3 separate regions of the Homo sapiens genome follow, and regions 1 and 2 are each linked to region 3. Evidence: chromatin loops called from intact Hi-C (ENCODE). Cell type or tissue: sigmoid colon. All regions are shown on one strand.

Evidence for each region. Peaks named below come from ENCODE experiments on the same cell type or tissue, not always from the same donor. Only the 100,000 strongest peaks of a DNase experiment are listed, where the experiment ranks them.
Region 1: it touches region 3 in a loop (2.7-fold over the local background); 17 of 110 quality-filtered maps call a loop at or near these places.
Region 2: it touches region 3 in a loop (1.9-fold over the local background); 7 of 110 quality-filtered maps call a loop at or near these places.

What each region holds. Positions count from the first base shown.
Region 1 is chr11:45,960,702-45,968,701 of GRCh38, forward strand. It overlaps PHF21A (PHD finger protein 21A), which reads right to left. Exons shown (of 19, transcript NM_001352027.3): 10 at 4,614-4,907. Among named protein-coding and RNA genes, the nearest start is that of LARGE2, 42 kb to the left of the region's middle. RefSeq lists a silencer at 4,619-4,816. In sigmoid colon, a CTCF peak has its summit at 4,363 (motif pointing right); a DNase peak (open chromatin) is centred at 4,360.
Region 2 is chr11:46,069,128-46,077,127 of GRCh38, forward strand. PHF21A (PHD finger protein 21A) reads right to left here. Exons shown (of 19, transcript NM_001352027.3): 6 at 7,627-7,692. Among named protein-coding and RNA genes, the nearest start is that of PHF21A, 48 kb to the right of the region's middle. In sigmoid colon, no CTCF peak of the experiment used is centred here; a DNase peak (open chromatin) is centred at 3,184.
Region 3 is chr11:46,118,407-46,126,406 of GRCh38, forward strand. PHF21A (PHD finger protein 21A) reads right to left here and starts at 3,048. Exons shown (of 19, transcript NM_001352027.3): 1 at 2,529-3,048. It overlaps LOC105376661 (a long non-coding RNA gene), which reads left to right and starts at 3,739. Exons shown (of 3, transcript XR_931252.4): 1 at 3,739-8,000. RefSeq lists silencers at 1,107-1,264, 1,448-1,507, 1,578-1,657, 3,071-3,130, 3,571-3,880. In sigmoid colon, no CTCF peak of the experiment used is centred here; DNase peaks (open chromatin) are centred at 2,555, 3,025, 3,485, 3,815 and 4 weaker places; H3K4me3 peaks cover 4,449 bases; H3K27ac peaks cover 3,145 bases.

The sequences.
Region 1 (8,000 bases), 160 kb before region 3:
AAAAAAATTGGATTTAGAAAACAAAAAAGAATTCATGGATATCCCTTCGATGAATCTAAAGTTTGGTCTCTGAGATTATAAACCATGATGCAGACTCGAAATTGTCTTGCAGATGTTATTTTCTGCATATATGGTGTTTAAACAGTTACCAGTATTTTAACAACTTGGCAACTTTTAAAAACATCTGGATTTCAGGCTTTTCTTGAAGAAGTCTCCATGTGATAAAAGTTTGTTATTGCCAAGAAGCAGCTGCTTCCTTGAGATGAAGCATATTACTGTGCAGTTTGCCACAGTTTCTTCCATTTTCTATTGTCAATTATTATCATGCTTGTCTTACTTATTATTTTAAAGGGGAATTAAGAATAAAAGCGGGATATCTGTTATACTCATGTTCCCACTGAAAGTGGAAAAATAAATAAAAAGTCCAGTTGTTTACTCCTAGCCTGTTTCACTCACTTACATCTCCTCTTCGAACCCACGGTTGCTGGAATTTGCAACTCCTGTTCTTTTTGGTATAATAAAAGAATCCAAAAACTCTGCACAAACCTAGAATGAAGTTAATCAAGTATACTTTATATACTTGTCTGCATGAAAAATCAAAGGTAGGCAGGTGCAAATAAATGTCCAAATAATTTCGTTAGTCAAGGTTAAATAGATTGGGATTGAAGGCAAAGCAAAATCCATGGTTTGGTCACTTGGAACTATTTTCTCTACTATTGCACCAGTATTAAAATGGGGTAAGGGGAGGCATCAGCTCTGGTTGACTAACAGGGAAAACAGAAATTTGAAGATAATGCATTGGATAATATTATTATCTTGTAAGTACTTCTCTTTAGAAGATACTGTGCAGATTCCTATGAAAAATATTTATGGTAACGTGGCAATTTTTTTCCCCACAGAACCTTGGGATTTTTTTCAGTAGCTCTGAATTGACGACATGTTACATAGAAGTCTTTGTTGCAGGGTGGCAGTGGGGTGGAGAAGAAACATAATTCCTGAGAACTCCATCAAGCATAATCTAATAAACATTAAATACCTGACTTCATTTCATCACCAACAGGTGTTAGCCCCATTTTAGAGCGCTGGAGAGGACAAGGACAGGGGAGGTGATGTGAAGGCTATATCGTAAGTCTTCTGGCTTCATCTACTTTTCTGTCTAAAACGAGTCTTCAGCTTCAAAGATTTTTAAACCCTATCACTTGTTTTCTCAGAGCCACAGTGTAACGTGGTTTCTAATAAGGGATAAGATCTCTTATCTGGGGTAGATAAGGAAGTTGGTTATGTCTGACAGGGGAAGGACACGTGAGACCACTGCTGTTATAACTGGCATTGCCTTCTCCCATTCCTATGCCAATGTGGGAGGCCATGCTTCCTTCCCTGGAGACACAGCCTCAGTGCCTGCTCCAAACACACTAGAAACTGAGTTCCGTGAGGGTACGGGCTTTAGTTTATCCACCTTATATATAGACATCACATGCAGCATAGCAACTGGTACTTAACACATTTTTATTAAATGAATGATGTTATCATCTAAAGGGAATAGCAGAAAGCAAAAGGGAACCTATTTAGCCTGGTCATAGAGAGAACGTTGGATACGGGTTTGGTAACTGTGAACAGGTGTGAACAGGTTCTTCCATGGCTACATACATTACATTGTTTTACCTTTAGCTCTATGATCTATGAGATCTCTTACTGGCTATAAATGTGATACTGGAAATGAAATATAAATAGAAAACAAGGATAGTTGAAAGATACGAAGTAAGAGAATCCTGAGAATGCAATCTAGTCTAAAGAGAGTCTCTGCTGATCGGGCTCGGTAACCTCTAAGACTATTATGCCAGGCTGCCCAGCAAACTAAAATAACAATGACTGAATTCCTTTATTAGACCAAAAAGAAGAGAGAACATTGGCCAGGCGTGGTGGCTCATGCCTGTAATCCCAGCACTTTGGGAGGCCAAGGCAGGTGGGTCGCCTGAGGTCAGGAGTCTGAGACCAGCCTGGCCAACATGGTGAAACCCCATCTCTACTAAAAATACAAAAAATTAGCCGGGCATGGTGGCAGGCGCATGTAGTCCCAGCTACTTGGGAGGTTGAGGCAGGAGAATGGCATGAACCCGGGAGGCGGAGCTTGCAGTGAGCCGGGATCGTGCCACTGCACTCCAGCCTGGGCGACAGAGCGAGACTCTGTCTCAAAAAAGAGAAGAGAGAACATGAAATTTACTGCTACAAAAGAAATTATTTTAATTCTTAAGATTTCAAGGATATCTTTTTATAATATTATAATTAAAATAAAAAGCTCTATCAACGTGAAGGCCACGACAGGAAAAGATGCTTAAGATCTATTAAAGTAGGGAAAAAACCAAATTACAAAATACATAAGTTTGATTTTGGTTTTTGCTTTAAAAATGTTTTACACGTACATAGAAAATATCTGGGGGCCGGGTGCGGTGGCTCACACCTGTAATCCCACCACTTTGGGAGGCCAAGGCAGGTGGGTCGCCTGAGGTCAGGAGTCTGAGACCAGCCTGGCCAACATGGTGAAACTCCGTCTCTACTAAAAATACAAAAATTAGCCGGGTGAGATGGCGGGCACCTGTAATCTCAGCTACTTGGGAGGCTGAGGCAGGAGAATTGTTTGAATCCGGGAGGTGGAGGTTGCAGTGAGCTGAGATCCCACCATTGCACTCCAGCTTGGGTGACAAGAGTAAAACTCTGTGTCAAAAAAAAAAAAAAAAAAGAAAAGAAAAAAAAATCTGTAAGAATATAATCTAAACTGTTAATAGTAATTAACTCCTGGGGGTAAAATTATGATAAAAGTTTACTCTCTCTTTAGATTACGGGGAAAAGCACCTTCTACAATTTATATTTTTGTAATGTTTGAATCTGTTTTAAAAATGAACTTGTACTATCTTTGTAATCAGAAAAGAAATGTAAAAATAAAATGAAACCAAAACAATTTGTCTCCTAAAAATATCTTTATCAAAAAAAGAGGTAAAGAGAAATAATATTTAATAACCTAAAATAGTGTTGTGAAACGAGGTTCTGTGGAACACTGAGGCTCCTCAGAGGTTCTTTGAGAGCCAGTGCAAAACAACAGGTCCCCACCCAAACTCCTAAGCTTGAGCATCTGACTCTCAGTAGTTTAATACCAAAGTTCTGCTGTCAATAAGTTTGAAATTTTCTGTGTTAAAATATGTGTAAATAATTTATTTCTGGGCTGGGCGTGGTGGCTCATGCCTGTAATCCCACCACTTTGGGAGGCTGAGGCAGGCAGGTCACTTGAGGTTGGGAGTTTGAGATCAGCTGACCAACATGGAGAAACCCCGTCTCTACTAAAAATACAAAATTAGCCAGGCATGGTGGCTGACGCCTGTAATCCCAGCTACTCAGGAGGCTGAGGCAAGGAGAATCACTTGAACCTGGGAGGCGGAGGTTGCAGTGAGCTGAGATCGTGCCATTGCACTCCAGCCTGGGCAACAAGAGTGAAACTCCATCTCAAAATAATAATAATAATAATAATAATAATAATAATAATTTATTTCTGAATGTTTCTCAAAGCACTTCCTGGGGTTTGAATAGGTTCCCCAGGAATTGAGATGTGTTCTTGTGTTTCCTAAGCACAGATTTTGATAACTAGCTTCTTGAATGCAAGGTCTGCCGCATTTGTGAGCTGCCTGGGTTTAAGGTCTAGTACCCTATGCATAGGTTCCTCTGCTCAAGAAGACTAAGGCAGCAGGCAGCATCTGAACAGCCTCTCTGAATCATGGTCCATCCAGAAGCAGAAGATTCAGGATCACCACAGACTATTTTCAGATAAATGAGAAGTCAAGACTGAACAATTAGAAATAGGTCGATGACTTTTTAAAGCAACTTTCTTGAGAGAGAATGCTTTTCTTTGCCAAATTCTTCTTTCTCATCACTAGTCGTTTTTCAAATAGGATACGGTGACTGCCTATAAATCCTTCTTGTTTTCAGAGGTCTTTCTGCTACAGAACCTTCAAGTATTTTTGCAGGTTACTTGTATGTCTCTAGCCTCGTTTTTTAAGATAAAATCTGACTTCAGGAAATATAAATGAAATGTTTCAATATTTGAGCTAAAATATCTGCATCCTCTAAAGTTAAAGAATGCTTTTTGGAAATTTTAATTTTTTTTGTTTGGCTCCCCATTATCTGTAACAATCAAAGAAAAGTCTTTGAAATGAAATCCCTTTCCCTGTTTTGTTTATTCTTCCTGACTTTCACAGTCCTACCTTCATCTGGATTCTTATTGGGCCGAAACTAACATGGCGTTTTCTGTTTACTACCTCATCTGTGCTTACTGACGGAGGGCAGCAGAGCCTGTCTGTGAATTTCCACATCAGAACCACCAGGGGGAGCTCACTCACACAGGAATCCCAGCCCATCTACGAGGGGATGGTGGGAAAAGCAAACCAACTTTCTTCAGTAAGAATGACCCTTCTGCACGTGGATGAATTATCGCACATAAGCGACAGCTTACTGACAATGGTGGTGAGATGAAGAGCCCTTGAGAAAATGTATTTAGAGAAAGCCCAGCAGCCATATGCCTCAACGACAAGGCTACTGCCCAGAGCAGGTACATACTCTGCCTGTACCTGTTTTTCAAGACTTGGCTTGCTAAGCTGTACAGTTTGAGGTCCAGCGAGTCTGGTCCCTGGAGTAGCTATCACAATGCTGGTGAGCTGGGCCATGGGGAACGTTTTGGCTATGGTTGCAGTCTGCCCATTGACGACACGGACGGGGTGGATGGAATTCTGGGATGTGGGAAGGGTTGTGGGGGTGAACTTGGTCAGCATGACGGGCCTCTGGATAAGCTGAGGAGCTGCGAGCATGGGAGGTGGTGCTGGGGCAATAGGAATGTTATTCTGGGCCACAGGCTTGGGTCGAACCTATAGGGGAAAGAGAGAATAATTATTGTATTACTTAAGCTGCTCAAGTCCTATAAAAGCAAATCTTCCACACTCTATGTATGAAATGGTGTTTAATACACTTATTAATGTTCATTTTGGTACATTAATTCTATAGACCTCAGGGCATATAATCTTATACAAGACTCATCAGCTCTTGAGGTCCAAACCTCACCCTAGAACATAGCTTTTGATTCTAAACCCTGAGCTCCCTCTTCTATACCATGCCACCTCTTCTAGCTGAGGTCAAAGGCCTAATCCAGAGACTGGTCCCACCCAGAACTTGTGCACAGTATAGTCATAATGTTGCCAATAGCCTTAACTCGCATTTGAAATTTCTTCATATCCACAGCTTCAGTGCACCCCCATTTCTGGCCCTCTAACTCCCTGTTCTTGGCCACTCCTCCTCTCAGTCTCCTTTGTGGGCTTACTCTTCCTCTGCCTCATCCTAAATGTGAGTATTTCTTAGGATTTTTTTCCCTGGCACCCCTTTTCTTCCCAATGTTCTCATTATTCCTAGGAGCTTTTGCCCATCTCATGGCTTCAATTACCATCTATGTACTGAAGACTCACACTTTTACCTCAGAACCTGAGACACTTCCTGAACTTCAGAATTATACAATACTTGAATATCTCAAAAGTTCAAAATCAACATGTCTAAGACTCATCAATTTCTTCTTCCAATCTTCTCTTCCTCCGATAATTGCCTCAGTAAGTACCCTTTTCTTGACAAATTTTGGAATCACTCTTGATGATTCCTACCCCACCCTCTACTCTCTAAATACTTCTAATATCTGTCTACTTCTATCCTCACTCCACTATCTACTATCCTAGCTTATGTTTGGCTCACTAAAAACAGTGAAAAAAAGTTACAGTTAAAAACATGAGGTCAGCCTTGCTTGGGTTCAAATCCTAGTTCTACCACTCACTAGCTGTGTAACCTGAGGTAACATACCTGATTTTTAATAGCCAGTTTTTGTTTTTTTGTTTGTTGTTGTTGTTTTTGTTGTTTGAGATGGAGTCTCGCTCTGTTGCCAGGCTGGAGTGCAGTGGCGCGACCTCGGCTCACAGCAGCCTCCGCCTCCCAGGTTCAAGTGATTCTCCTGCCCCAGCCTCCTGAGTAGCTGGGGCTACAGGCACATGCCAGCACGCCCAGCTAATTTTGTATTTTTAGTACGGACAGGGTTTCACCATGTTGGCCAGGATGGTATCAATCTTCTGACCTCGGGATCCACCCGCCTTGGCCTCCCAGAGTGCTGGGATTACAGATGTGAGCCACTGCACCCAGCCATAAGCCAGTATTTTTCAAACTTTTAAAACTGTGACCCTGTGGGCAAAACGCTTTCCCCTTATGCATGAAGCTTGACCTTCAATTAACTCTTTAGCTCTGCTCTCCTGGAAATAAGAATGTCAACTATATTACCAGGCAACACTGCTTATGATAAAAATGACCCTTTCCTGGCCGGGCACAGTGGCTCACACCTGTAATCCCAACAATTCGGGAGGCTGAGGCTGGTGGATCACTTGAGGCCAGGAGTTTGAGACCGGCCTGGCCAACACAGTGAAACCCATCTCTACTAAAAATACGAACATTAGCCAGGCATGGTGGCACACACTTGTAATCCCAGCTACTTGAGAGGCTGAGACATAAGGATTGCTTGAACCTGGGACGTGGAGGTTGCAGTGAGCTGAGATAGTGCCACTGCACTCCAGCCTGGGTGATAGAGTGAGACCCTGTCTTAAAAAAAAAAAAAAAAATCCCTTATTGCTAAATCAAATCTGGATGGGCTTGAGGGGACCCCATGATTTGGGCTTCCCTAAGTGGGGTGACTCTCATAACTTGGGCACATCCATTGTGGGGACCTTGAAGCCATGCCTATGTAGTTTTTATAAGATACATTGGCTCCTGTGGGCATAAGGCTTCTATGCCAAGGTGGCTTTCCCACTGTCTTAGATAAGGAGCTTATTTCCTTACACCTGAGCTATCCTTGGACAGCTGTAGGGACTGCTGTATGGACTCATTGAAGACAAATGTCTGATGCTATCTTGCTCACAAGCTGTGGTTTCTGTCCTGTATCATTCCAAGTAGACTGGTGCCAAGTGTGGCCCATGAAAGTCTTGTCGGTATGAATGTCTGACTGAACTTAAAACGACCCTGTGGTGGGTGCTACTGACTTAACAGTAAGAAATATATTTTACTCTGTAATCAGCATGTGCCTATAGACATGTATCTCTAAAACAAAAACTTTCTGAAATAGAGAACACAGTATGTGCTATGTACTCTTAATAGTTCATATTCTATTCTATTCATTTTATTTAAACACTCTGGTTACAATCCACTAAACTGCTTTCACAACAAGTGGGTCATGATCCACTGTTTGAAAAACATGGACTAAACCTTAGATTCCTTACCCTAAAAAGAGTAATACCTATTTGCATAGGGTTGTTGTAACAATTAAAATGGATACTCCATGTAAAGTGCCTAGCATAGTACCTAGTATGTAGCAAGATTCTCTCAACATTGGTTATTACCATTATTGACAATGTCTTAACTGTTCTTCCTGCCCACAGTCTTGACCATCCCCAATTTATTCTCTGCACAGAGGCAAGAAGGAATTTTCTAAAACATAAATCTGACCACATCAAGTGCTTGCTTGAAAATGCTTTAATGAATGCCTGCTGCTCCTAGGATAAGGCCCAGGTTCTTGCATAGCCTACAAGGTTCCACCAGCTCTGGCCCTAGTGGACTTCTCCAACCTCAACTCTAACTAACTCTAGCCTGCATGAGCCACATGGCCCTCTGTGCTCAGCCACAGCAAACCTCCTTTGGTTCTTTAAACTTAACACATTTCTCCACCCTGGAACTACATACATGTTCTGTCCTCTGCCTGGGACATTTTTATTCTTCTTTCAAAGTTTTATCAGGCTAACTCAGCTAGGATTTTAGGTCAGACTGAATGTCAACTCATCAAAGAAAGCTTGAAGAAACCTTCTCTAATACTCTTAAAAATAGGCAGGCAGGCCGGGCGCGGTGGCTCAGGCCTGTAAACCCAGCACTTTGGGAGGCCGAGGCAG
Region 2 (8,000 bases), 49 kb before region 3:
CATACTTGCAGCCAGTTATTTCTGAGCCTTTCCTTCATCTCATCTTGGCTGAATATAAGCCAATAGGATTTCACCAGGAGAAATTTGAAATATTACATTTCCTGTATTTGATGAAAACGAGGAGCTGATGTCCTCTGATGTACACAAGTGGCAATAAACTCAACAAACAATTGGACCAATGGCTTTACATAAATATTACACAGGAGGGATGAACTAGACTAAATCTTAGGAAATTCCTAGGCTCTGGATAAAGTCAGGTTTCCATCACAATGAGAAGATTTCTAAGACAATAATTTTAAATTCCAATGTGATGTGCCAGTCACACTAGTTTGGCTGTGAACCACGGAGGGTAACATTTTACAGTAACTGGTATTAGAGGCTGGAGATAGTCATATATCAGGTAACCAACACAAGGACTATAGGATCTAACTTACTTATTTGACTCCAAGGTAATGAAGCCTAAAGGCAATGTAATTATTTTGCCTAATGTCCTATTTCAAAAAATATTTGATAGATAAAGGTCTACAGTTACTAAATAAAACTGAATGAAGAGTACAGCAATCTGGATTCTAGTATTGAATCTCATACTGATAAATTATACAATAATGGTTAAGTCATAAAGCCCACATCTCAGTTTATGTATCACAATGATGCACTTGTGATTGAGTTAAATGTTAAATGTTCTAAGCTTCTTAGAAAAGTAGTACTTTACACGTAAGATGAAAGTGTTACATATGAGATGAAGTTAACCACCATGACTACAGCCAACAATTTCCTTTTAAACAGAACTCACCTACAAAAGAACTCCATGCACTCAATGGATACACGTGCATTAACTCCTCAATGCATAATCCAAACATTCCACGAATATGGAAAGAGACATATTAAGTTATTCAATAATTAAAATCTATCAACAAGTCTATTACAGAGTCAGGAATAGAATCAAACTTCTGGTTCCCCCATCCCTACCCAGTCCTTTGTTTCAGTTACCTAATTAGCTTAAATTATGTTGTCCTATAGATCAGAAACATAACTAGTTATAGGAGGGACAGAAACTTCTTTCCCAAAAGCTTCAGAATCTTGTATTAAAATATATTCAAATTTAAAATTGAGAATGATTCCATAAACGGCAAGATGAACTTACTAAACCCAGAAAAGTATTTCATCTAATATTATATTGAAAAGATCTGTAAGAAATGGTGACTATAATTTTTTTTTTTTTGAGACGAGTCTCACTGTGTTGCCCAGGCTGGAGTGCAGTGGCACCATCTTGGCTCCCTGCAGCCTCTGCCTCCAGGGTTCAAGCAATTCTCCCGCCTCAGCCTCCTGAGCAGCTGGTACTACAGGTGCCCGCCACCACACCCAGCTAATTTTTGTATTTTTAGTAGAGACAGGGTTTCGCCATGTTGGCCAGGCTGGTCTTGAACTCCTGATCTCAGGTGATCTGCCTACCTTGGCCTACCAAAATGCTGGGATTACAGCCGTGAGCCACCGCACCCAGCCTGGTGACTATAATTTTTAAACAGAGTCAGAGAAGGAAACTTGTAGAAAAGATCAAAGACTACAGAAGGGTCTATCTCTCTAAAAAGGAGTAAAAAGAAATAGAAGAAGGTGTGAAAGAACAACAAAATTTAAAACCAAAAGATAATTTATGGAATACTACAATAGACTTGTGCCATGGACAAACGGCAAATTCTTTGAAAAATATACTTCCTGATAAGCATCAAATGCATATCAATACATCTTCCAAATTAGCAGAGTGCTTTTTTCCCCTGTGACAGGGTATCTCATGGGGAAAATCACTTATTATCAATATATGCTATTAATGTGATATAGCCTTTTCTGGGGGTTATTTGGAGATACATGGTTAAAAATTTTTTTTGATGTAGCAAAAGTTTTTTTTATACTTTTAGACTAAGTGCGGTAGATGAATTACTGTTTTCAATTTCCATATCCTCTCTGTTTTAAAATTATACATTCACACCCTTTGTCATATAACTTTGCAAGGCTTGGCCATGTGGCTTCTTTTGGCTAATGAGATGTTAACAAACCTGATGCCAGCAGAGTCTTAAAATTATTTTAGTAGTTTGGCCTGCTTCTTGTGCTCTTAGGTAAACTACAAAATGAATACGCCCCAGGTAGCTGCTGTCCCTTCATGCAAGGCCTCAGAATAAACACATTTAGAGTAGACCTAACCAAACCTGCAGCCTGAAAGGCAAGTTCAGCCAGCCCACAAACTGAAGCAGAGGTGCCTGGCCAAGTACAGCCTAGATTAGGAGAACCCCAGATGACCTACAGACCTAGTGTGAAAATAAACACTTAGGTAAAATGCCCTATAATAATATGGCACATTATTAAAGTGTAAGTTACTTCATCAAGCTTATTTTTCTTAAAGAGATAATCAAATCTTTGACCAGTTAGGTATAAGTACTGGCAGTGTTGAAAGCCACTCAATAAAACACTAGTTTCTGATGCAGAATTGTTAGGGTAATAGGTGACCAACACATCCAGTCATCACACATCTAGGAATTTCTCCTAAGACCATCAGAGAGAAACACGCATTCATATAAAAGGGTATATCTATCAAAGCAATATTGATAATAGCCAAAAAAAAAAACTGGAAACACCCTATCATCAAGAGAAGAATAGTTTTAAAAAATCATGATATAGCCAATTATGCTAATATTTAAAGCTGTTAAAAATCATGTTCTCAAAGAACACTCAAAAATCTAAGAAGATTTTCATAAGTTAGTTTAAAAAGCATAAAAAGCAAGACACACCGTTCTATAAAAAAATTACAATATAAGCAGAGCAAAAGATCGGGTGGATAAAATAATTCATTTAAAGAATATAAGTGCCTCTTCTGTGTTAATATTCTATGTTAAATATTATACTAAATATTATACTAGGAATAAAAAAGCAAATAAAACAAACACGTTCCCTGACTTCCTGAAACTAACAATCTAATAAGGAAGACAGATATTTAAAAAATAGTAATCCTACAGATACAGATATGCTACTGTAATAGAAAATGCTAATTATTCCCAGTATTTATTTCCCAATTCTTACTCAGTAATAGTCCTTGAATTTTATCTGGCCATGACTACCAGCAATAAACTACCTACATTTTCCAGACTTCCTTGCTCCTAGCAGGGGCCACATGACTAAGTTCAGGCCCATGGGATCTAACTGGAAGTGGTGCATGCAACTTCTAGTAAACATCCTTAAAAAATAAAGGGCTTGCTCTTTGTTGCTTCTCCCCCTTCTTACCAGATGGAGCAGCTATTTTGGACTATGATGTGAAAGCTGCATGCTGAGAATGGCAGAGCAACAGAATAGGAGGAACCTGGGTTCCCTGACATCGTGGAACCACTCTCAGCAGCCCTAGCCCTAGGGGGACCTATAGAACTTTTAGATGAGACAGAAATTAAGTTTTCCCTGTTTACATTACTTTCATTTTGGGTTTTCAGTCATTCACAACTGAATGTCTAAATGGAATAACTATGAAGGAAAAGTATGGTTCAATGTGAGATAATAATAGAAACAGTTGATTTTGACTAGTGGAAGGAGTGTCAGGGATAGCTCCTCTGAGGAAGTGACATTTAAGCTATGACATGAAACCTCACCAGGAGGCCACCAGGTAAAGGGAGATAGGGCAGCAAACTGTTCAGGCTGGGGAAACCGAAGCTGCAACCACGATGGCTTAACCCTGAAGCACCACAGTAACAAGCAACAAACTTCGGAATGTTAAGATTGCCTCTACAAGAAAGCAAAATGAAAGCAGAGAACTAGAGCAACTAAGTGCTTTGGCTCCATATCAGAATATCTCCATAAAAGATCACATATGCCTATCAAAAAATCAGGGTGTGGGGAGTGAGAATGAGAGTGAATCCTGTTAAATAAATTAATAGTTGCTTCCACACTTCAGCATTACATCACGCCTGTAATCCCAGCACTTTGGGAGGCCGAGGTGGGAGGATCACAAGGTCAGGAGATCTAGACCATCCTGGCTAACATGATGAAACCCGGTCTCTACTAAAAATACAAAAAATTGGCCAGGCGTGGTGGCGGGCGCCTGTAGTCCCAGCTACTTGGGAGGCTGAAGTGGGAGAATGGCGTGAACCCAGGAGGCGGAGCTTGCAGTGAGCCAAGACAGCGCCACTGCACTCCAGCCTGGGCAACAAAGCGAGACCCCGTCTCAAAAAAAAAAAAAAAAGTTGGATTCTCTGATTAGAGTGGTTCATATATTTAATACCATGAGAAGAATGTCATTAGATTTTTAAATGTGAACTATGCCTGAAACAGACAAGAGCTTGATGTTAAAAAAATTTTTTAAATCTTATTTCTTGTCTATTTCTGATCCTAAAAGCGAAACGTAATTTATTGTGGAGCATTTAGAAAATATACATAAGAGTATACAGAAAAAATAAACCACCTGTAAACTTAACCACCTTCCAATATTTTATACTGACACTGTTTTTGCATACGTTTACACGCCCACATACATATATACACAAAATAAACATAAAAATGGGACTGTAATGCACATAAAGTTGTGTATACTCTCACTTATTATTTCAGAGCACATTCCTGTATCATTAAAATACTTTCCAAAACCATGATCTTAATGGCTATATAACATATAATTTATGTAGCCAATCAAGTCAGGGATTTTCTGAGTTAAAACTGTCAGCCACAAATTGAAGCCCTGCAGGTCAAGAAGCTGACTTTGAAATCTGCCAGAGTTTCTTTCAGAAATCTCAAGTTACACTTTAAAAGCACTAGACCCTTCCAACCAAGAATTCAGTGAAATTCACTGAGTTTTAGTCATGAAGGATGCTCACTAAAGGCTGTATTTTCCCAAATGGAGCATACGATTACATAGTTTTAAGGGAGAAACTGAGTAAGTATCAAAGATTGAAGTGGCAACAGTGAATAAGAACTAGTGTCTACCGCAAGAAATAGTGACTATCTGCAATGGTTTTGTCAGATGCAAAAAAAAAAAAAGTTGTCAGATGCAACTTTTTTTAATAAAACAAAAGAAGAGAATATATGAGTCCATTATTTGTATAATTAAAGTTTTCTAATAAATATTGAAAAAAATGATTACAGAAAAATGCACAAAGAAAAAGAATAGAAGCAAATATGACAAAGGGTTAAGTGTGAAATATGACATTATTCTTCAAACTTTTCTGTATTTTAAATTTTTCTAACAAAAAATTAATGTTAACTTAAAATATCAGTCATACGGATAAGGTAATTCAGATTTTAGTTATTAAAGTGGAAGGAAAATTGGTTAGGTTCTGCCAGAGGATAAGTGGCTCTTTTGGCGGGAGGGGGGAAGGCATATAGCATTAGGAAACTGTTCTAAAATAAAACTATTTTATTTTTTTGAGATGGAGTCTTGCTCTGTCGCCCAGGCTGGAGTGCAGTGGCATGGTCTTGGCTCACTGCAACCTCCACCTCCTGGGTTCAAGCAATTCTCCTGCCTCAGCCTCCCAAGTAGCTGGGACTACTGGCATGTGCCACTACACCCGGTTAATTTTTGTATTTTTAGTAGAGACGGGGTTTTGCCACGTTGGCCAGGCTAGTCTCGAACCCCTGACCTCAGGTGATCCACCCACCTTGGCCTCCCAAAGTGCTGGGATTACAGGCGTGAGCCACCGTGCCTGGCCAATAAAACTATTCTAAACTAAAGAGTAATATCACATGTTGAAAATAAGTCTGAGGACGGATGAGCTTTTGAACTTTACAGCTGTGCTTCCTTCAAGTATTAGCCTACCTAAAAATGATATTTTTCTGTTCCATCAAGAAGGTTGTTTTAACAGTTAAGGAAATATAAAAATTGCAGGACTGGATTTCAGTTTCTAACTCTAGTTTTACTTACTTTGTATACCTAAAGTTTTCCTGATGTTAGACATTTTTTAAAATTCCAGTTTCTGAAATGCAAACTTAGTTCAGAGAACAATTAGAGCTTGCCACTTGATGAAATGTCTTAACATAGATAGTTGCAATTTTCTATTCAGTAAGGTCCCTAACAGAAAAAAGATTAAAGAATAAAAAGTTACAAATAAACCAAATCTATGTTAGTTCTCACAAACAAAAATTTCGAGTAGATGTAAATTTCCAAAAATTGTCCCACTTTCCCCAAATGTAGTCTTAAGTTATCTTAACTTTGCAACAGCATCCCCCAACCCCTACTCCACTAATCAGTTCTCACCTTCTTCCCCTGCTGGAACACGTGAATTTTTCAGCAAATGTGACTCATTCATTGGCGTCTTGTCAAACTAACCCTGAAACTATAAGGAGGCTCAGCGCTAACAGAATTCTAAAGCTAGAACACTTTCACTAACACACATCATGTTGACTTTAGAGAACTGAATCACATTCAGAGCCAAATACATACTAACCGACTCTGTTTATATTTTTTCTTACAAATTGTTCTCCACCATCCCACCTCCTCCCAATTTTAGTTTGGCAATTCCCTAATCTAAAATACCTCCTGTCTGTGGAGAAGACAAGATGGGGACGCATAAGAATAGGAGGGAAGAATATAAAGCAGTTGTTCACTCAGCTTGGAAGATGATTCTATTCTGAAACATTAATGATTCATATCTCTTCCACATAATTCTCAAAGTTTATTTCTCCCCTCAGTTAAATGAAAACACAATAGAAACACAATAAAAAATCTCCAGAAATGAATTATTCTCATTGTTATTATTTCACTAAATAACATTAAGTAACAACATAAAAATCAGTTATTGAGAACTATTTAGTCAAAAATCCTCAATAAAATGTCACTGGCATGAAATATCAACTGCAAATCACCTTATTCTTTTGATTAATATATTCACCTACTCCAAGACAGAAAACCACTCTTTCTAACCAGAGGGAGAGTGGTGGGGAAGAAACAAGAAAACAAATGCTTTGTGGGATTACCATAAACATTTACTTATAGCTCTATCAATTGCCACACTCCACCTGGTGGCAGGCACTGCCTGAATTGGTAAAGTGGAGGTCATCATACAAAAAATTCCAAAGAATATTTTCCAGGTGTCCTTGGAAAAAAGCAAGATGTTCTTCTCCTGCCCTATATAGAATAAGTCTAATAACATTTCACCGAAGTTTTTTCACGTAATAGTAGGTCAATATCTAATAGAGATTAACATAAAGGCATGACCATACTTAGAATGGGAAACCTACATTTAGAGCAATCTACTTACAAGAAGATTCTCTCCACAGTAAGTTTAATGTCAGCTCAAGGCTTTAAGACAGGTAACAAGGTACACGCAGCACCTACAAGATTCTCTATCACCTATTCTCACTAACTGCCTTTACCCCATCCCCTATAGGTAAACTATAGAGTTTAATTAACACAGTTAACGGCAGCCTGCCACATTGCTTTTAGGTATTTGCCAGTAACATATAACCATGGGATACTCTAGAGACTGATTTCAACCAAAAATAAAAATAGATAAACAGAGCTCAAACAAAATTAAAACCAAGTCTGGCTGCCCACACTTATTTTCACACATGAGGAAAAATAGCAGTTCTCTTAGAAGCCTCGAGCAGACATATCTTTAGAACACAACGTTAAAAATATGCCCCCCTCCCCTTTTCCCCTACCTGTTTCTCACTCAAAGCTGTGATTTTGGCTTGGAGTTCATGAAGCTGTTTCTTTAAGTCAGCATTCTGATTGGAAAGAAAAAATATCTGTGAGAAAGATATTTCATTTGTTAACAGAATAGTAGCAGGAAGACTATGCATACTGCATTACAAATGATGAAGCAACCCGAAGCATTTAGCCAATCAAATCTGTCATGCATTACACTGTGGCCATAATACCATCACCTAATGCACAGATCCTAAATACAGGCTCCTTGCACCAAAACAGGAGCAGCTCCTCTGCAACTGTTTTAAATTACATGAAGTTTTATATTTGAGCATCTTGTACGGTAAGAGTACCTGTCCACTAAAATATTCTTATTCTTTATAGAAAG
Region 3 (8,000 bases):
AGTCTGATGTTAAAAAAAAAAAAAAAAAAGCCCCTGGAATATTCGTAACATGTTAGCCAGATGTTTGTGTTTTGAGAACTTTGTGCACTATTACTATGCTCTTCACTTAAGGATAGTTGTACATCTACAAACGTTTTAAGTACAGAAATTTTTTTATAAACATTAGCATAACTGTACACAAAATTTCCTCTTTGCCATGAAAAGATAGGTCCTGGGATTTGAAAATGTATTTTTCAGACATTTTTAATGACCCCCTAAAATAAACTAGTTTTAAGCCCACAACACCGATTCCATAAACAAGTAAAGACAGAAGAAGAGAATAAGAAGGAACTTACCAAAATTAAAATGAATAATAGTATTTCCAGTAAAAATGTAGTAACAGTTTCCAACAATGCTGTAAACCAAATAAATTGTGAAACTTAAAAAAGGAAGGAGGGGGCCAGTCTTCAAAGACCAAAAGCAAAGCTGACCTATTTATTTCTATTGCTTAGAGTGAACACCAGATGTAAACAAATATCATAAACACTGAAAAGTACGCTTACATGGTTTAGCCTCAATTTCAGTACCCTTACCAGGCCCTCAATAAAGCTACAGATGTTGGTGAGAACTCGCTCAAAAAGGAGATAATTCCAGCCCCTCGCCTTAAAGAATCCCTATCAAGTGAACCTGTGAAAAGACTTCCTTCCCAGAGTGCACAACTGCTTTAAAAAAAAAAAACTTTCATCAGCCCAAATTAATCTGATTCTAATATTCAACTATCCATTATTTATATATAAATGTTCTTCCCTCTCTAACTTTCCCAGCTCGAGCATCTACATTCCTGACACCGACTATTAGCAAAAATGCACAACTCCTTCCCCAGCTATGGGGCAAATCTTTGAAATCTGAAACACAGCCACAAAGTTCACTGTCAAGGCCAGGTGATGAGGCCCACACATGCCCGGACCTTCACTCAGATTTGAAATTCTAGAAATCCAGACTCCCAGAGACATCATTTTAAAAACAACACAATGTGGACGTGCAGAGTGAGATCCTCTACTTCCAGACCTAAACAAAGAATATTTCAACATATGACCGGAATATGATGACACCAGATTCACCAATGAAAACAAAACCTGCCGACCATTAGCAGTCGTACCCTCATCACAACAACTCAACTACTTAGAAATCACTCTCGGCACATCTGCACCCGACAACCGGCCTGTGGCCTTCTCCGGGGGTGCAAGCCACAGACAAAGTTGAAAGAAGGCGTTCTCCTCCGGTGCCCAATCTCGATACCAACCCCTCCCCTACCAGGGCCACCTTGCTGCTACCCACCATCGCGAACGTGGTCAGGGGAAAAAAAAAAAAAAGAAATCCTAACAGCACCGCTCAGCAGAATAAAGAGACCAAAGAGAGGATGACGAGAAGTGTTGGGAACTGCGTGCACGACGGGGCTGGACCAAACGGAAAGAGTCCCACTCCGCGCGCCCCTCCCCCCGGCGGGGGCGCGGGCGGGGGAGGGGCGGCCGCGGCCCCTCTCGGAGCGGCCTGTCCGCCCCGGCCCGCTCGGGGTCCCGGGGGCGCCCCGCGGCCGCCGGCGGCGGGGGCGAATGCGGGAGGGCCGGCCCCGGGGTGAGGGGTGCAGGCAGACTCTCCGGAATAACAAGTTGCAGAAGAAGAAGAATAAGCGGAATTTCCCCAACGCTGCTCCGGCCACCCAAGACAAATGCACCAACACACTCACACTCACACACACACAAACACACACACTGGGGCCCGGCAGCGTCAGCAGCCGCAGCTTTTTTTTTTTTAAACCAGATCCCTCAGTCAACAAACAAGATGGTTTTCCAAAAAAAAATTTTTTTTAATTAAATAAATAATCATAATAAAAACTTCCCCCCGACAGCATCCCGGGGTGGGGTGGGGGGGATGGAGGAGCCCCAGCTACCTCCCCGGCCGAGGGACAGCCGAGGGGGGGCGGGCGAGGCTCCGTGCCCCCCGCCCCCGCCCGCAGCCCCCGGCCGGCCCCCCGCCGGGACAATGTGACGCCCCCTCCCCGCCGCCCCCGGCACGCCGCCTCTGTCACCGGCTCCGGCCCTGCACTCTGCGCCCAGGCTTCCGAGGCTGCTCATAAACTTACTTCCAATTTATCCTGGGGAGGGGTGGAGGGCAGAGGGGAGGGGGGGGAGCCAAGGTTTTCCCATTGTCTTTTTTTTCGGGGGGGAGGTATGGGAAGGGCACGCAGGGGGGCGCCCCGAAGGGGAAGTTATTGCTCAAATCTCAAGTTGACTGAGGGGTCCTGACGAGAACACCCCCCTTTCCCTCCTCCCTCCCACACACCCCTCCCCTCCCCCTACCTCCCCCCACAACAAACTCCAAGCAGGCAGCCCCTGATCCTCCCAGAGACAAACACCAGCGACAAGACAGAGGGAGAGAGGAGAGAGGCAGAGGGGGAAGGGGGAGGGAGGGGAAATAGAGCTACTCCAGAAAAAAAGAGAGAGAGGAGAGTGAGAAGAAGAGAGAATGGAAAAGCTGGGATACTGCACCCTCCTGCTGCTGGCTGGCTGTCCCCCCTGGCAGCTGGAGGCAGGAACTCTGAGCAGGAGAAGCAGGAGGAGGAGGAGGAGGGAACTCTTCTTCATGGGGAGGGAGGGAAGAAGCTGGAGCTGCTGCTGCTGCTTCTGCTGCTGCTCTGGGCCTCTCGCACTTTTTAGATATTAGTGTGTTAAGATGGTAGGTTGTTCCCTTCTCCCTCCTCCTCCTCCTCCTCTCCTCTCCTCTCTCTCTCACTCACTCTCTCTCTCTCTCTCTCTCTGGGCTGTTTCTTTCCTCCTCTTCCCCAGGCAAGGGGGGGTGGGGAGGAGGGGGTTGGGGGGAGGAACTGGATCCTCCTCCTCCTCCAGGAGGGACACACACAGGCCCCGGGCCGGAATCGGGAGGGGGGAATCAGAGCAGCAGGAGAGAAACTGTAGGAGACAAACAAGCCCAACTCTTCATCCTCCTCCTCCTCTCAGCAGCAGCAGCGAGCACCACCAGCCCATTCACCACCCGGCCCCGGGCCGCAGCACCTCCGCCGCCTCAGCCCGGGGATCCCTCCGCCCAGGCCCAGACACACTCGCCCGCGCGGGAGCCCGCCGCGCGGCCCCGCCGGCCCGCCGCCGCCGCCGCCGTGCGCGCCCCCGCCGCTCCCGAGAGCCGGGCGAGAGGGACTGGGGCTGGGAAAGCGGGGACGAGGGCGAGGGGAGAGGAGGCGCCGGGGGAGAGCGGGCCGCGGCGGGGAGGGAGGGGGCCGCCGGGCGGAGTGGTACGGCGGCCGGCCCGGGCCCCCGCGCCTCGGCCCGCGGCTCCCGGGACGCTCGGGTCCCCCCACCGGGGGCGGTGGGGCGTCGGCGGGGGGGGCGACGGGGGCCCGCGGCGGCGCTCGGGCGGGCGGACTACTTGACGTGTCGGTGCGGCGAATTTATTTCACTTTGCCTAAGGAACGGGGTGTGCTGCGGCACCCATTGCCTAGGGAAAAAACCCGGATGTAAAGTGAGTGAAACTAAACTAGAGTGAAGTAGGGCAGCGGCAGCCAAACTCCAGTGCAGCGGCGGCGGCGGCGGCGGTGATGGGGCCGAGCACCGAGCGGCGGCGAAGGCAGCCAAACTCCGGGGCCCGTGCAGCGCCGCAGCTCGGCTCCCGTGCAGCCGCAGCCGAGGCGAGGCCGGAGCCCGCGGCGGCCCCCCCAACTCCGCGGCCCGAGCCCAACTCCCCCCTCCCGCCGGCGGGAGCTGCAAAGGGGCTCCAGAGCGGCCCCAACTCCCTCCAGTGCAACAGCAGTTTGAAGGGGGGGGGGGAAAGCCGTGAGGGGCAGGAGCGAGGAGAAGTGATGGGGAAGCACTGCAATGGGGGAGCGTGGTCCAGGCAACAGGAGAAAGATGCAACCTCAAGTCGAATGCAACATGCAATCCCCGGCCGCCGCTCGCCCGCTCCCTCCCCTCGCCACCCCGCCCCCTTTCCAAATAACTACCCTTGAACCACTTTATTAGCAGTACTTAGTCCAGCACTCGCTCCCGGGAGGGGCGGGGGACGGGGGCCTTCGCTCACCTTTATTTATTGCTGCTTTCTCCCCCCTCTCCATGTTTTTTATTCCTAAGTTCTTTTGTTCTAAGGGGGATGATGGCATTTACTTTTCTGCTTTGTGTAGCAGGGCAATCACTGGGAATCGGCCACGTATAATCCGGCGGTTTGTCATATTTTATTAGTGAAAGTATTTTATGCCTATTCTACCTCCAAGGACTGTAACATGGAGAATTGCAGGGAGGAGAAAAACATCAGAAGAATTCTTGTTTTGAGAGATTTCTTGGCGGGGCGGGGGAGGGCCTTTTTTTTTTTTTTTGGAGGGGGTTTATTTAGATTTTCGAATCGATAGTTTTCAACTTGAAGCTTAACGTTTTTGTATGGATGTATTACCGGATTCTAAACCCCCAACCACAATAAATTTTTTAAAAGTAAAAAATCTTAGATTAAAAAAAACCCCTACTGGACAGTGATATTATCTGATCTGTGCAGCACTCTGGACTTAACATAGTGTTGGCCTTCGAATGTTAAATAACAATAAACCCCAACCTCAACTGAATACAAATGGGGGGGTGGGGGGTTTTGTTTTTAAAGCTCAGCACTTTTGTAGCAACTGCCACTACGCATTTTCCAGGCATTGATTAGCCATGCAACTCCCATAGGCATGAAATCCAGTTTTTGCAGATAAAGAGCAACAGTGGTGAGATGATTTGCCCAAAGTCAAAGTGAGTCATTCGCAGAACCAGAAATAGCCTTGGACTTTACTAGTCACATCTTTTCCATTAAATAATATTTCTATTACCTTGTTATGTATTTTCACAAGAGGTGCTTTGAGATCATTGGATATGAAGGTATTTTTTTACTTTCGTGACCTGCAAAATTAAGTTTAGTTTCTCAAGAAAAAGCAATTTTTAAAAATTCTGATTTCTTAAAAAATAAAATATGGACTTTATGGTACATGTGTAGGCCATTTAGTAGTCTGAGCTTTATGTTAAAAAAAATTCACAGCAGCGAAAGTGTAAGAGTTTGAGAGTGAAAATGAAAATTCCTATAAATGATTCAAGAAGCCTAGATGAACTCATAATGTTGTGAAACTAAACCCATAACGCAGTCAAGATGAATAACGGGAGGACAGGTTGGGTAGTAAGACCCAGCTTTACCATCTAGAGCTAACTGTAATGTATTTAAAATGAGGGAGGGGGTCTTTCAAGCTGGACCCACTGGCCAGTCACTGGAACTATAACCTAATGGTGTGATTTCAAATCATCCCAGGCTATCAACCTTTTTTCATAGGAAGACTGCTTTGGTGTTCTTTCTGGAAAAAGAAGGTAAAATTTTTTTTGGAATTTCATAGAAAAAAATCCAGAACCTCTAATTGTATCATGCTATAGAACTGGGGTTAGCAAACTTTTTCTGTAAAAGCCCAGATAGTAAATATCGTAGATTTTGCATCCCATACAGTCCCTGTCACAACTTCTCCACTCTATGCTGTTATAACCCAAAAGCATCTATACGACAACATGTAAATGAATGAATCTGGCTATGTTCTAATACAATTTGTATTTATAGGCCTTGACATTTGGATTTAATGTACTTTTCACATGTCTTGAAATATTCTTTTGATTTTTTTCAGTCATTAAGAAAAATTTTTTAAAAAGCACCACATTCCCAGTTTGGGGACTTCACAAAACCAGGCAGTGAGCTGGATGGGGCCCACGGGCTGTCATTTACCAATCCTTGCTATAAAAAAAGACTTAAGGTGGACTAACCACTGAACTTGTACCAAAGGGTGCTTGGTTATTAAGATGTGTGGTAGCAACCAAAAATCAATGTTATGCAAAGTCATTGTCTAGATATTTAATTAAAATATTTTTAGCTGAATATAAGAGTGTCTAACACTCCTGTAACTACCAAACTTAATGGAAAAAAAATACTCTGGAAGTATTGCTCCTTCAACTAAGGCACTTTGGGGCAGGCTGCTTAATCTCTGTTAACAGCCTCAGTTTTCCTATCTTGTAAATTGCAGCTTAGAATACCTACTTCCAGCCCCGGGCAAGGTGTTGCATGCCTGTAATCCCAGCACTTCGGGAGACCGAGGCTGGCGGATCCCTTGAGCTCAGGTGTTCAAGACCAGCCTGGTCAACATGGTGAAACCCTATCTCTACAAAATGTGCAAAAATTAGCTGGGCATGGTGCCACGCACCTGTAGTCCCTGCTACTCTGGAGACTGATGTGGGAGGATCACTTGAGCCCAAGGGGTTGAGGCTGCAGTAAGCTGAGATTGCTCCACTGCACTCCAGCTGGGTGACAGAGTGAGGCCCTGTCTCAAAAACAACAACAAAAACCCTACTAAGTAGGGCTCTCGAGAAGACTGAATAAAATAATTCATGTAACGTGCTTAGCACAGTCCTGGCACATAGAACTGTATAATGCATTTTCACTGTGCCCTTAAATTCATTTTCTTAGTTAACATAACTCAAGAAGGTGAACAGGTGGCATCCCAGTATTTTGATGGTGCAGATGTGCATGTGGGATTCAGGGACTCTCGTGTTGATTGAAGATTGTGAGGTTGGCATTATAAGCTTTGGTGGGTCTTTCTCAAGCTCTCAGCATCTCTGTGTGCTTGACACAGGCACTCTGTGGGCACACACTAGCTCTGTGGCCTTATACAAAATACCTAGGCTTTCTGAACCCTGGTGTTCCTTAAACATAAAGATAATACCTTGTGAGATTGTTGTAAGGGCTAAATGGCTTAAGTGTTAAAGGAAAAAAGATAACAATTAGTATGTTAGCAGAAATTCCAGAAATAAGCTAGAAATTGAAAGTTTACTGTCAAAAGCTGCTTTGAGACATTCAACTTTTAGACATGAATGACATAATCATAGCAGGTGCACAATAACTTAAAATTTGCTCTCCTGCCACCTAGTTACCCTTCCAACCCATTTAATTGCCATCAAAACCCTGTTGAACAGTCCAGGCGCAGTGGCTCAGGCCTATAATCCTAGTACTTTGGGAGACAGAGGCAGGAAGATCACCTGAGGTCAGGAATTCAACACCAGTCTGGGCAACATAGCAAGACCCCATCCAAGCTACTAGTGGGGAGCTGAGGTGGGAGGATCACTTGAACCAAAGTGTTAAAGGCTACTGCAGTGAGCCACAATTGGACCACTGCACTCCAGCCTGGACAACAGAACGAGACCCTGCCTCAAAACGAAAAAACAAAAACTGCTGAACAAAGGTTAAAACCCAAATCTTGAATGTTATTAAATATCAAATGTGCAGTTTTAAATTTTTGTAAAAGTACTCAAATTAGTATTTTCTTACATATTCCTGCCTCCTGTTCTATGCTTCAAGAAGTTATCCAAACTCCAAGATTAGAAAACTACTTACAATTTTCTTCTTGTATTTTTATGGTTTCTATTTTTTCCATTTACTTTGCTACATTTATCTTTAAAATTTTTTTTGGTGCGAGATATGAGGTAGGAATCTAAATAACTTTTGTTCAATAAAAAGTATTTAATTAGGCCGGGCGCGGTGGCTCACGCCTGTAATCCTAGCACTTGGAGGCTGAGGCGGGCAAATTGCCTGAGCTTGGGAGTTCAAGACCAGCCTGGGCAACATGGTGAAACCCCATCTCTACTAAAATACAAAAAATTAGTCGGGTGTAGCAGCAGGCACCTGTGGTCCCAACTACTCGGGAGGCTGAGGCAAGAAAATCGCTGGAACCCAGGAGGCAGAAGTTGCAGTGAGCTGAGATTGCGCCACTGCACTACAGCCTGGGCAACAGAGCGAGACTCCATCTCCAAAAAAAAAAAAAAAAAGGATTTAATTAATATTAATATTGGGGTTCTATGGGACAATGTAAAATGCCACTCAAAATAGTAAAATAGCTTCCTTCCTATTTGCACTATTAGTCTAATGCAGATACACTGTAAATATAGAAAAAAGGTAATAGGCAT